Linked DNA regions of Mus musculus: region 1 is linked to region 2. Evidence: chromatin contacts called from ENCODE POLR2A ChIA-PET data. All regions are on one chromosome and are shown on one strand. Each heading gives the region's core, a stretch centred on a gene start or an enhancer-like site at or near the end of the contact. The rest is flanking DNA. Distances are from core to core; before and after follow the strand shown.

Evidence for each region. ChIA-PET counts read pairs that join two places held with the same protein, here RNA polymerase II (POLR2A).
Region 1: POLR2A ChIA-PET joins it to region 2 with 21 read pairs in embryonic stem cell. The contact joins the promoter of Rgs12 here to the promoter of Nop14 in region 2. POLR2A ChIA-PET finds 5 or more read pairs at or near these places in 4 of 5 experiments (Patski and embryonic stem cell).

The regions. Positions count from the first base shown.
Region 1 is chr5:34,947,273-34,951,248 of GRCm38, forward strand. Rgs12 (regulator of G-protein signaling 12) reads left to right here and starts at 2,176. Exons shown (of 17, transcript NM_173402.2): 1 at 2,176-2,252.
Region 2 is chr5:34,658,352-34,662,090 of GRCm38, forward strand. Nop14 (NOP14 nucleolar protein) reads right to left here and starts at 1,797. Exons shown (of 18, transcript NM_029278.2): 1 at 1,500-1,797. The coding sequence starts at 1,694. It overlaps Grk4 (G protein-coupled receptor kinase 4), which reads left to right and starts at 2,028. Exons shown (of 16, transcript NM_019497.2): 1 at 2,028-2,653. The coding sequence starts at 2,602.

The DNA of each region.
Region 1 (3,976 bases), core at 926-3,425, 290 kb after region 2:
TTTGACCCTGCATGTTTGCCCTTGTAAAGGTGCTACCAGAGAGGAACAGAAATCTGGGAGATAGCAACCTAGGGGCAGTAAAGGGACAGAACATGGGCTGAGCATGGTCTGCCCATCCATGACCACATGAAGGATCTTGGCTGGAGGAATAGAGATTTCACAGTGACTAGCTTCTTCGCCAGCCTGAGGATCCAGGCTTGGGGACTTGAGCTTTCGTCCCTGTTCCTACATCAAGTCTATAAGGCACCTGGAATGCAGCCCAGTGTGGAGGAAATGAAAAGCAAAAAAGACCCCTATGCTGGACGCCTTTCACAGCCTCTGCTGGCTGCTCTCCGTCCTTCTTGGTGTCTCCCACAGCTCTGGGAGGCAGCCCCCTGTGGCCTGCTTCCTTCTGGCCTGGTTGTGCTTCCTTCAAAGGTCCTCTGCCTTCTCCCTACCTCCCTTTTTGTACGCTGGGATAGCTTATTGACATTAGGTCCTTTATAGTTGAGGTTCCACAAGGGCACAGAGGGTCAGGGTGACAGGCAACAAGAGGACTGTCAGCATCTCTAGGGCTGGAAGTAAGATAAGAGTGGTCATGGGATAGGGGAGAAAGCAGAAAGAGCAGTGACCCACACAAAACGACAACGCTGTGCTACCTAGCAGGGTTGACTGCTGGCTGTAGAATGGATCAGCAATGAATGTTTAAAGGGGGAAAAGACAGGAGAGGAAGAAGCAGGGCCAAGAAAGTAAGCAGAGAGATTTTGAGCTTGAAGGAGGTCATTGAGGCCAGGCTGAGAGAAGAGGTGTGAGGGGGTACCACATGCATAGAAATAGGGCTCTGTTACTCCATTGGCCTCAGTGTCACAGGGCTTCCTACTCAAGACACATTGACAGTCAATACATCTACCTATGCAGTGAAACGAAGCTGCACACTGACAAGAACACAGGGTTTACTGTCCTGGAAACACTGGAGGGACTACCAGTCGTGACTTACATTTCCTGAATTTAGGGAGGAAGTGAGTGTTAAAGGTTACAGCTATGGGGTTTTTATGATGATTTAATCTCAAGACCAAGAAGCTTGAACCAGGCTGGGGCTGGTGTTTGAGAAAAAGAGGGCCTAGGCAGTGAATTCCTGGTCTAAACTTTTTAAGTAAAATGCCCAGTTTCCTGTTTTCTGAAAGTACTTTAGCTAGTTTCTAACTGGGAATGAAACTTCTGAAGACGCTGTGGCTGCTCGGAAGTCAATGTGGGAAGGGAAGGGGAATTCTGCCCTTGACGTCTTTCACCAAAGAAAGGTCTCCTTGAGGTAGACAAGGTCCAATGTTCTGAAAAGGTTGGGCGTAGGAACTATAAAACCAGTTTGTGCAACTATTGTATCATAGCCTGAGTGGTGCTTGGGACAGGATTGATGTATTTCTCTCCATCTCAAATGCACGCCCTCAGGTAGATGACCCCTCTCCTGGCAGGTGGGAAACTTTCCTCACAAATGCATCGTGTCTCAGAGCTGCCCCTTGAAGGAGGACGAAGTGGTCTCTCTCTGCACGTGAAGAAGATCACACATCCCAGCTCTCTGCAACCATTCAAAAAAGAAACCCATCTGGCTTTTGCGATTTAGTAGGGTAGCTCAACCCCTCAGCTGGACCAAGGCGGAAGTCCCGCCCCGGCCTCCATGCTCCGCCCCGCCTCCGTCTAGCCTTAAGCCCTGGATGTTGAGCTTTCCGTTAGGTCTTCAGTCCCAGGCAAGTCCCTACTTCTTGAGCGCTTCTGTGCTAGGAGTCCGATCCCGCCTGACCCCGAGCCACTGTCCAGTAGGGCGGACTTTGCTCTCCAGGAGCCCGGCCCCCAGAAGCCGGATCCCGTTGGTCCCTGACTCCAGCTGTCCAACGACCTGATCTATCCCCTCATCCAGCTCCGTCCCCCAAAACCTGACTCCACCAAAATCCTAAACTTGGTGAATCTCGAATGAGCCCCACCAAGAGCCCAAATCACACCCTCCAAAAGCGGCTGAACTCCCCACCCTTCCAGGAGCCACACCCCCAGAAGCAGGACCCGCGGGGTCAGAGTCCCGAAGCGCACAACGGCCTGACCCGCCCCTCACGGGTCCCGCCCCCAGAGCCCCGCCCCCTAGGCCCTGGGCCCCACCCCCAGGAGTCGGAGCTCCTCTCTCAGGGGCCGGACCCTGCCCCTCCCGGAGCCCCGCCCCCGGCCCGGCGACGGCGGTGACCGTTGATGCTTTCGGCGGGCGCCCGGCGGGAGCAAGCGGCGGCCCGGTAGGTGAGCGGAGCCGGCGCGCCTCCTCGCGCGTCTTTCTTCTCTGGCGCGCGCCCCCGCCCGGCCCGGCCTTGTCCTCCTGCGGCCGTGGGGCCGAGCTCGGGCACCGCCCGCGCCTTCTTTGTTCGCGCGGGACTCCGGGAACTTGCCCGCGCGGGCTGCGGCCGGGGTCCCGCGCAGGCCGGATGTGCGGGTTCCGCAGGGCTGCAGCCCACCGGACTCGGGCGGGATCTGACCCGGCTCAGAAGCCGGCCCGGCTGGCCATGAGGGGACTTTAATGTCCAACTCAGCCCGCGGTCTCATTGTTTGGGCAGAGACCGTATCCAAGGACCCGAACTGAGGAAATGTAGGGCAAGAACGCAGGGCAGCCCACAGCGAGCGAGCATCGAGAATAGCTGGAGGGGTTAGAGCTGGGAAGTGTAGACAAGGGGGTTCAGAGTGTAGATAGAGGGGCCCCAAACCTGTGGACTGTGTGTGTGTGTGTGCGCAGAATTGTAGAGTGTAATAAGGGCTCAGCTGTGAAGTGTAGATGAAGGGGTGGTGTGTAGCTAGGGCCCAACCCCTGGAGTGTAAACAGAGGGGCTTTGACCAATAGAATACAAATGGAGGGGCCCAGGTTCCTGAAAAGGCCTCAGATGGAGTGTAGATGGAGGTCGCCCTGGTGAGGAAGCCTTGAGCCTACATCAAGCAACTGGTGTGTGGGAGAGGGGAGAGAAGCAAAATCAATTGTGAATCAAGGGCCTGCTTACATTCTAAAAGTTTCTGAAGAAAGCACAGTTGTCAGCAGGACAATTTCTCCAGAAAAACTGGGATAAAAATGTTACATCTTTTTATTTGGGGGGGGGGGGCTGGATGACAAGTACCAAGTACTCAGGCTGGCAGGATCTGGACTTCAGGCACACTGCTGGGATAGAGAAAGTCACGGGGTAGAGGGAATGGCTTAGGTAAGACTCTGGAGTAGGATGGATCTTTAAAGGATGCAAGGCCATTTCTGTGAAGTTTCTTGGAACCTACCTCAGTGGGACAAAGGAGGAGGGTTGCTTCTGACAGGAAAGATGAAAGGCTGGAGAGCTGGCAAAGGAGATCAGCAAATACCGGAGCTGAGGAAAGGCCCTCAGACTTGGGGTGGCCTGTGTGTTGCCAGTCTTGGCGCAGGAGTCAGAAGGCAGGGTTTATACTGAGTAGACCAAATTGCAGTGCATCGTGGAGTTGCCAGCTTGTGACATGAGGCACTTTGTGGTCATCCCCTGTGTCAAGGGCTGGCTCACTTTTTGCATTCTGTTTAGAACAACAACCTCAGAGGGTGGGAGCGTGGGTAGTCACAAAGGTGACACCGAGCCTGGTGACCTGGCTGCTGCAGTAGCTCCTGCAAGGATCCCAGAGGTAGGAGAGGTTGAGGCTGAGCCCTGTGTTTCTAATCCTGTTGTCATTTGACATCTGTATCTGAGACAGGCCCAGCATGCTGGTCCCATCTGGCTGCCTTGGTTGTGGGCTCCTTGCCTTGCTCTGGCAGCAAGTGCATGATGGTGGTTGCAGCGTCCCCACCCCCTTTTCTTTCTTTTTGTGTGTTTGCTGGAAACCCTGCAAACACTTACTAGTCAGCACTTGTTTTAGTTTCCTACAGAGCTTAAATCTAGTGGCTTAAACAGTTTGCTCTTCAAGGCTCAATGCCAGAAGTCTGCAATGGGTCTCACTGGCCGAATGTCCTTTGGGGATCAGAGAG
Region 2 (3,739 bases), core at 547-3,046:
TGCAGTATGGATATTTTACCCAATTCAAAAGAAATTTCCTGCTGGGCAGTGGTGGCGCACACCTTTGATCCCAGCACTTGGGAGGCAGAGGCAGGCGGATTTCTGAGTTCCAAGTCAGCCTGGTCTACAGAGTGAGTTCCCAAGACAGCCAGGGCTACACAGAGAAACACTGTCTCGAAAGAGCAAAAAGAAAAAGAAATTTCCTTACAAAGTTACAATGCGATTCCCTTTAAGGACAGACCCAGATGTGATCAAATACCATAGTGGTGAGGTTATTATTTATTTATTTATTATTTATAATATAAATGTATTAAAAATAAAATTTAAATTAAATTTAAAATAAAATTAGTAATTAAGTTTTTTTAAAAAAGAAATTTCCTTCAATCTAAAGATCTCATGTAAACTGGATCCTTTGTAACAAAGTACAGATTTGTAGCTGTGAAGGGCAAAGGCTAGGTCTTACTTATCCCCTTTACAAACATTACCAATAAGTCTAACCTATTAATTTTCTCAAAGTAACCATGAATTGCCTTTTACTTACTCATTTCTTTTATTTATTTTTTGAGACTCAACTGGAAGTTTTGAGTCTCACCATAAAGCCCTTAAACTCAGAGATCCACCTGTCTCCGATTCCCCAGAGATTAAAGCCACAGCACAAACGGCACTCACAAACTTTTATTTTTTAAAGTCAAACGAACGTCAGCAGTTACATAGAGAATGCCATTTGTTGAACTGGTTTTGAAAGGAAGGTACAATATACTCTTGAGATGGGGCCATAAGAACAAGGATGGAAGCTATGAGGTTATCCCCAAAAGGTACTATTCCAGTGACTTCCCAAGGGACAAGCTCATGAAATTCAGAGGAAGGACAATTTCCAAACATTCAAAGAGCATACTCTGTAAACCCTATCCACGGGACGAATACTGTCATGGTCAAAGCATACAGAGCAGTGGTACAGGGCAGCTCAGAGCTCAGAAGAGATTGACTCTTAGGCCCTAAAAGCTCCAAGAAGAGTCAAGAAGAATGTATACCTGGAAGATCCCAAGGAGGAAGGGTTTCCAGAGGAAGCGCATTCGATATCAAGCAAAGGAGAGGCAGTGTTATGCCTCAGTCCTGATCGTTTTGCTGGCTAGTTTAAGGCAAACTTGACACAAAGTATAGTCATCAGAAAGAAGGGAATTTCAATTGGAAAAAAATACTTTCATAAGACCGGGCTGCAAGCAAGCCCAAAGAGCATTTTACTAATTAGTGATTGACCGCGGAGGGCCCACCTATGTGCTAGCAGCGGTCCTAGGTTCTTTAAGAAAGCAGGCTAAGCAAGCTATAGAGAGCAAGCCAGTAAGCAGCACCCCTCATGACTTCTACATCAGCTCCTGCCTCTAATTTCCTCAATGATGGAAATATATAAGTGTAAGCCAAATAAATCTTTTTCTCCCCAAATGGCTTTCACTAGCCACTGGGCATAGTACGCAGAACCTGGGTAGAGCCTATCCCCTCACCTTCCTGATGGCACGAGCGCGGGACACCCCGGGCAGGCCCACATCGTGGCGCGTCTTCCTGCCAAGGATCTGGAACTTCTGCCGGTTGACTTTCACTTCAAATGGGTTTGGGTTAGTTTTCGCCGGGCCTCCGGACGCCCCTGCGGGCGCTTTGTGGACCTGCCTCCGCGCCCCAGTCCGCTTGGCTTTCCCCATGACATTCACTCCGCCACACTTTGGACGACAGTGCGTACAGACCAAGCAGTTCAAGAAACTCGTGCATAGGATGCTGATGTAAAACCACGCCCAGCTTCGTCTCGCGATGAGTGCGTCAGCTTCCCGTATTTCGCGAGAAGTACACAAGTCCTGGATGACACTAAACAGGCACTACAGTTTACTGGATTAAAGACTACAACTCCCAGGAGGCCACACTTCCTCGACTTCCTGGCGCTGGGCCTTATGGGATCTGTAGTGTCCCGAGAGCCGCCACAGTATCCTCAGACGCCGCCCCGAGGGGAGCTCTCGGGCTCCCTCTGGAGGAAAACCGTTAGCCGGGGCCCAGCTGTCTTGCGAGTTAACTGGCGGCTGCGGCTGCCGCTGCTGGAGCTGTCGCCGTCGCCGCTGGAGACCGCTCTCGAGTTTGTAAGCTCCTCGGTAGGGTAGGGCGCGGCGAAGGTTGAGTGCTGCCCAGGACCCGGCGCTGAGGAGAGAGTTACGCGCCCTGGGCCTGGGCGATGATGCTGAGAGGAGCTCGAGCTACCGCGCGCCGGCGCCGATAGCGGAAGCCCCTTGCCGGGACAGCAACAGAGCTGGAACCCGTAGCGAGCCTACCCGTGTCCCATCTCCGCGGCGACCGCGACGGCGACAGCGACGGCGACGACGGCAGCGCTCCTGTTGGCAGTTGTGGCGACCCCGGAGGAGGCGGAGGAAGAAGCGACAGAGACGGTCGCTGTCGCGGAGGGCCACCGTCCAGAAGCCGCGTTCCTCAAAGGACAAGGGATGCCCCGAGGCTTCTGCCGCGGGTTTAGGATCTCCTTCCCCGCAGCCTTCCCCGTCTCCATTGCCTCGACTCCGAAAAGTTCGACGTCGGAAACCGCGGCAGCGACGGCGCAGGACAGCGATCATGGAACTCGAGAACTTCGTGGCCAACAATCTGTTGCTGAAGGCCCGTCTAGGTGGGTGCACCCCGGGCTCCCCGTCTCCCCGAAGGTAGCGCCTCCTAGGAACTTTAACCTTGGAGAGAATCCTGATTCCTTGGTACCTTATTGTCTAATAAGGGAGTTTTGATTCTACTGGAACCAATTCTGGATTGGAGCTGCAGCTTAGCGGGTGTCAGTCAGTGATCCTGGGCTAACTTTTGTTGTTTTGAAACAGTAGCGCTAGCCTAACAGGCACAAGGGGCTGATTGAGTTCCATCTCACTCTCAGCGCTGCTAATCTGAAAGACAGAGTATGGAAAGTTATGCATTGCACACTTTCTAGGATTACCCAGGCAAAGGTTCCATGGGAAGTAGACGCTATTAAGAAGCTTCAGTGTGTTCACCTCACAGAATGTGAAGTATATTCTTTGAGAAAAACCAGTGAGTAACAGATGTTTTTGATTTTTCTTTTTGTTCCTTTTAAAAATTGATTTTAGCCGGGCAGTGGTGGCGCATGGTGGCACACGCCTTTAATCCCAGCACTCGGGAGGCAGAGGCAGGTGGATTTCTGAGTTGGAATCCAGCCTGGTCTACAAAGTGAGTTCCAGGACAACCAGGGCGACACAGAGAAACATTGTCTCGAAAAACCAACCAACCAACCAAACAAACAAAAAACCCCACAAGTCCATTTACGTTCCAAGTGATTTTCAGGAAGAAGAATCTTAATTGGACAATATAACTATTTTCAATATGGGAAGCCCTAACAAGAAACATTGTCAGAAATTTCTTATAGTGAGTGGTGTCCAGAATTGAATACCAAACTAAGGGCTTTGAAACCCCTGTGAGCAAGGAGCAGAGAGAGGAGGCTTGAAGCAGGAAGATCCTCTGTGCAATGGCAGTCTAGGCTCCATAGTCTGCGAACTATGGAGTAGACTATGAGTTCTACTATAGTAGAACTATGGAGACTAGAGCTATCATCAAAGAAACAAACAAATGAAAGAAAAGACATTACTCTGTCAGTATTTTTGAATTAATACTATTATTCAAAATAATACTGTTTTGAGGGGCTGGCAAGATGGCTCAGTGGTTAAGAGTGCTGACTGCTCAACCATCCGTAATGAGA